2 separate regions of the Homo sapiens genome follow, and region 1 is linked to region 2. A link is a contact called in ENCODE Hi-C or POLR2A ChIA-PET data. All regions are on one chromosome and are shown on one strand. The core of a region is the stretch at or near the end of the contact, and the rest is flanking DNA. Distances in the headings are between cores, read along the strand shown.

Evidence for each region. Hi-C counts contacts between places; a loop is a spot of excess contacts on that map. ChIA-PET counts read pairs that join two places held with the same protein, here RNA polymerase II (POLR2A). Pooled maps may share reads with other maps.
Region 1: a pooled map shows a loop between it and region 2 (2.9-fold over the local background). The contact joins two enhancer-like sites. A Hi-C loop is called at or near these places in 1 of 168 maps with a recorded cell type or tissue (breast epithelium) and 3 of 50 pooled maps. POLR2A ChIA-PET finds 5 or more read pairs at or near these places in 1 of 52 experiments (H1).

The regions. Positions count from the first base shown.
Region 1 is chr10:79,322,014-79,324,713 of GRCh38, forward strand. No RefSeq gene overlaps it. Among named protein-coding and RNA genes, the nearest start is that of PPIF, 24 kb to the right of the region's middle. RefSeq lists cis regulatory regions at 734-1,646, 1,100-1,600, 1,107-1,607, 1,127-1,627, 1,150-1,650. Within about 2 kb of position 1,343, at least 14 of the 41 ENCODE cell types and tissues checked have a DNase peak (open chromatin) inside an H3K27ac peak, as active enhancers do.
Region 2 is chr10:78,762,057-78,765,005 of GRCh38, forward strand. No RefSeq gene overlaps it. Among named protein-coding and RNA genes, the nearest start is that of ZMIZ1-AS1, 300 kb to the right of the region's middle. RefSeq lists an enhancer at 1,902-1,981. Within about 2 kb of position 1,685, at least 11 of the 41 ENCODE cell types and tissues checked have a DNase peak (open chromatin) inside an H3K27ac peak, as active enhancers do.

The sequences.
Region 1 (2,700 bases), core at 93-2,592, 560 kb after region 2:
AATCAACTTCACCTGGCTGCAAAAAAAGTATTTCTCTGCTCAACAAAACAGAACCAAAAGCTGCTGCTGAGTGCTAATGATGCAAGGGCACAAGTATGGGCAGGTAGCTGAGAGAAGCAGAGAGTGTGACAACTAGAGAGCACTGATTGTGACCAAGGGGCATCTGCTTCTCTGGGTGTTTGTTGCCAGGTGAGAATGCAGACCCAGCTGTTGCTAGACTTCTGATTTTCCAAGAGAATCTAGAAATGCAGGTTTTTAAAAAAAGTTGCAAATAAGCAAACAAAAATGTGTACAGACACCTATGGCCTAAATAAAGTCCAGGTGTGAGCTGCATCTGCCTCAGTGGTCCCCAGTCCCTGACCTCTGACCCAGGGCCAAATGCTGGTTTAAGTGGCGGGACTGAAATGCAGCCCAGCCCCGTGAGACTCTGGAGCTTAACCACCAAGTTCTATACCTCTAGATTAGCTGGAGAGACCAGTCCCTGCCTAAAGCAGAAATACCCATGGTCTGCAGATCCCAAGACCGGACCCATCTGCCACCATCCCCAGCCCTGAACATGCTGTCTTTGGCCACCATAACACACTACCCTGTTCTCATGCCCATATCTTTGCCAATGTCTGCCCCTCCTCCTGGAATGCCACTCTAGACTTTTGGGAATGCCTGTGCACCCTTATCCTCCTTCCCTGGAAACTGCCATCTGCCGCTGCAGAAGGGCAGACATGTTTGACCCACATGACCAAACCCCCCTTGACCCCAGCCCATTAGACCAGGAGGGACACGTGTCGCGAAGGACTAGCTGGCCAGTGACCAATCATGTTACCCCTGCCCCAGTCAAGAATCTGACCTGAGGCACAAAGATTGCAGGTGCCATTGTGGCCCCGGCTGGATCTAAGGCCTGACCTGCCTCTTCCCCTGCTCTCAGTGGATCTCTGTTACTAGGCTCAGTCTTTGCCTTTGACTTTTTCCCTCCCCTCCAGGCTGCATGATTTCCCTTTTTCTTTTTATGACTTTGCTTATATCAAAAGTTAAGTCTTATGTCAACCTTGTCATGAGAACAAAAGAAGCTTTCTAGCTTTTAACTAAAAGGATGTCAGTTAACAACGGAAATATATGTCAAACAGAAACAGGGTCTCAGCTTTGTGGTCTTGGGAACCCTCTCTTCCTATTACTACTGCTTATTATCCAGGACCTGGCGTCTTCCCTTTGTCACCCAGGGCCCGGTGTCTTCCCCTCACCACCCGGCACCTAGTAGTCTTCCCTGGAGCTAGTGTCTTCCCTGAGAGGCAAGACAGACCAGCCCAGCCAGAGTGCTGCTGGTAACATCACAGAGACGGCAGGCCCCATCTTTGGCAGCTCCCCAGACTCTCTGTGGTTTGGTTTTGTAGCCTGACACTCGAGGTGGCTCACAACTTCCTTCTGGAGTGAACATTTAACATCCTGCCTGCCCGTCACCCCTCCCTTCTTCAGGGAACCGTACTCGCTTTCTTCTGAGCATCACTCTGCGCCTCTTACTGCCCCTCTCTGATATGTGAGCCAGGCCATGCTGCTGTAATAAACACCAAACTATCAGTGGCTCAAGACAATGCCCATGTCACAGCCCAATGTGGGTGCCCCTGGTTGGACGCTGTCTATGTGGTCATTCACTAACCCAGGTCCTTCTCATCTGGTAGCTCTGCTCTCCTTAAAATTTTCTGCATTCAGCTGGCAGATGAGGAAAACCAAAGGAGTATCCCATAGAGAGTAAGTTTATGGGCCAGGCCCACATTTATTGGCTAGAGTTCAATCTCATGACTGTGATTGACCTACAATTTCAGTTAGCTACACCTAACTACAAAGGTAGCAGGGAGGGTCTTCAGAGAGAAGGCAAAGATCCAGGGAAAGGCACTTCAGCTATGTGCCTAGACAGGAGACAGAGTCCTAGGGAAGGATTCTGTTTGTTCCAGCTGGGTTCTGTGTCCATTCCCTGGCCTGGTCATTTTGAACTGGAAGGCAGAGTTGTTATCAGCTCCCATGGATTCAAATGAACATTTAGACAGTGTATCAGTTAGGTTTTGCGGCAGAACAAACAGCTATTTATTATTAATGGCCTAAAACAACCATTCATTTTTGCCTCTGAGACTGTGGGTTGAGTGAGAAGTTCTGTCGACTGGGCCAGGCTCATATGATCTCAGTTGGGCTCACTCACGTGTCTGAGGCCAGCAGGCAGGCTAGTTTAGAATGGCCTCACTCGCATATTTGGTAGCTGGCTTGCAGTTAACTGGAGTGAGGCTCCCTGGGCTTGTTCAAATGGTCGCCTCAGGATTGTACAGCATCACTTCAGCCTCATTTCATTGGTCAAAACAAGTCCCAAGACGAGCCGAGATTCAAGGCCTGGGAAAACAGACTTCTCCTCTTGATAGGGACAGCTACAACATCACATTGCAAGTTGCCGTGAATAACGGAAAGAAAATTGCAGGGTAGACAATTGCAACCTACCACAGCCAGTCTCTGCCACATAATCCCCTGGGAGCCAACACAGCCCTGCCTGCCAGTCCACAGTGACTGGTCTGCGGATGCAGGCACCAATCAGAATCCTTCCCTAGCATTTTCCATCCTGGTGCTAGCATATCCCAGTCACACCTGTGTCTTCCTCAGTTACATGAGCCAGTGAATCCCCTTTCACAGAGACCCACATTTGACTTGGGTCTCTACCGGGCACTG
Region 2 (2,949 bases), core at 435-2,934:
ATGGAATTCACAGACCCTGAGATTCCACTCTGTAAGCCCCGTAAAGTCCATGTTGAGGATATTTTCCAATGTCTCCTTCAATGGCTGGGAAAGCTGTCTCCAAATAGGGACATCTGACTTGCCAGGAAAACACAGCGTGCAGTTGACAGAGAAGGGATCATATTTACATTTATTTGGTAAAAAAGGAAGTGTGACTATTCATGGAATATGTTTTGTAAATGAGAAATATCAAGCTCAGAGTGGCCACTGGGCTTGCACAACCTCCCTAGTTGTCCTCCCATAGCTCCATCCCCCACCATGTTCCACAATGGAAGAATGTTTAGCTGGGCACTTGGCAGCCTACCGTTTCCAGCATCCCTTACAGCTATGTATGGTCTTGCCTCTAAGCTCTACCAATAGGATGTGAGCAGAGATGTGTGGAATTCGAAGTCATATCTTTGAGATGAATGAGTGCGCCCCCCTCCCTCTTTTCTTTCATTCCACTAAGTGGATTGCAGATGTGACAACGGGAGTTGGAACAGCCTTTCTGGGCCGCATGTTCAAGGCTGGGTATGACTAAAAAGGTGGGAGGAATCTGGGGCTCTGATGTTTGTGGAGCTACTAGACCAACCTGGGACCAGGTACCTGGGCTTTTACTTCTTCAGCCCCCATTATTTTAAATTTCTTTGCCATTGCCTTAGAGTCACAGTTTTAACTCACAACCTCAGATTCCATTTGTCCCCTCATCCAGTAGGTCTCCAAGTCCCCTCAGTGATGGGCATTTCTACCTATCCTTTGTCTTATTCTCATCCCCTTTGCCGCTGCTCTACTCCTAGATCCTGGGGTGGTCCAAGGACCTCTAAGGAGACCTCTTTGTTACAGGCAAACTGCCCTCCAGGCTGGAGCAGCTTTTCTGAAATGCACTCCTGAGCTGGACACTCTATTTCGTCAGCCCTCCAATAGCTCCCTACTCAGCATAGAGCGAAGCCCACTCTCCCCTTCACCTGCTACCAGCCTGCCTCACCAACCCCATCTCTTGCTGCTTACTTCAAACTGCCTGTGCTTCCTATACAGGGAATTGTCTGCCCTTTTCCAAGCTCCATGCCACCTCCAAAGCTTCCCCACGTCTCCTGGACAGCCTGGTATGTTCTTCTCCAAGGTCCACCTCCTTGGCCAGCCCACCCAGCACCTCTTCCCGCATGCCCCACATCACCTTGGCCGTATCTCCATTGTAGCAGGGAACTCCAGTAACTGATGTCATCTGTCTCCTGCCAGGACAATCAATGCCAGAGTGCTAGAGTGGCTTCCCTAAATCCCTAGGTGCTCACCGTGTTGCCAGGATCTTCTGCTCAAGACAATTCTGTTGAGTAGAAACGTATTACTGGAGTAGGCAATGGAACTCAGCTTTCTTTACACCTCTGTGGGGCCCATCCTGCTCTGTTGTGCCTTGTCACCCTAGTGAGGAATTTATTCCTTCACTCCTTCAATCTTTTGTTTCTTCTTTCTGCAAGCGTAACTTCAATGCCGGCACAGTGCCTGGTAGAAGCAGAATTTGCTGAATGCATGAACGTATGCATTCACTGAGTGCTTTTTATTCTATTTTATTTTAGTTTAGTTTAGTTTAGTTTCATTTGCCAGACTCTGACAAAAGGAAGCTGAGCTCTGTTTCTGCGCTTGACACTGGGCACACAGAGCTGGAGAAAGCCCAAGCCTGCTCTCCAGGACTTCCCAGCCTGGTGGGTCAGAGGAGGCCAGGGCCGTGGGGGAAGATGGAGCCACTGGCTCCCCAGCACCTCCTGGGTGGGTCTCTGTAACATTTATTTTTGCCTAAATGATGTAACCAGACCCGAGGAACTGGTCTTCCCCGCTCCTGTGGGCGGGCTGGAAGAGGTGAGAGGCAGAGTGATCTGACGCTTCTGGCAACGTGATGAAGTCGTTTTCAGAAAGACAGTTTTGTTCTGACTTGAGTGTTTTTCCACATGACTTCATCCCCCGGCAGGCCTTGCTTGGGTCTTATTTTTTGATGGGCCCCAGCCCCATCTGTGTGGATAAAATGGCCTCTGAACCCTTCCCTGGGGCAGCTGTGACAGGACAAGCAAGGTCTGTTTGCTGCCCCAGGCCAAGCACCTGGCTCTGCCACCCACTGCCCTGCAAATGGCCTGATTGCAGGCAGCCTTGCCCACAGCAGGAAGAGGCCCCACAGGGCCTGGGAGTCAGGCAGGACAGCAGGGCTGGAGCCAACCTGCCTACCGTGTGGCCCAAAGGCTTCCCTCCAACCTGGAAAGACCTAACCCTGTCCTCTCTGACCTCAGTTTCTTCACCTGCAAATGAGGGTGAGCATCAGTCATGGTTCACAAGGCCCCTGGGAAGATTCAGTGATGTAAGGACACATGGAGGACCATTGCTTCTGTTGCCAGTGATGGTTCCTGCATTCACTTCTTTGTCGGCTCCCTCACTCAAACCTCGATGGGCTCCTCCACAGGCCAGAACCTCCCAGTGTGTCTGCAGACAGACCAGGAAAATGGAGAGTTACAAATCAGTGTGGTGGGGGCTACAAAGGACCGTGCACAGTGTGCTGTGCCTATGCAAAGGAGTGGGCGACCAGCCCTGTGGTCAGGGTGGGGTGAGGTGAAGTCAAAGGAAACTTCTTGGAAAGGAACTTTGGGTTAGGCCTTAAAAAAGGAGAAGCAGCTCACAAAGCAAAACCAGGGCACTGGAGTGAGATGCAGGGGCCCAGCTCGGGTACCATCAGGAAGGATTTGGTGCATGCAGCAGAGACCAGAGGGAGTGCTGAGGCAGGAAGCCGTGTGCTCTCCACTTACAGAAACTCCAGTGCAGTAAGGCCCTGGATCCTTCAGAGGCCCAATGACCCCCAGCAGACACCCAGGCTCAGCCCTCATTTCCACTTGGTCTCCCTCCATGTCCTAGCTTTTAGCCCTTTGTTTGCTGCCACATGGTCAAAAGATGGCT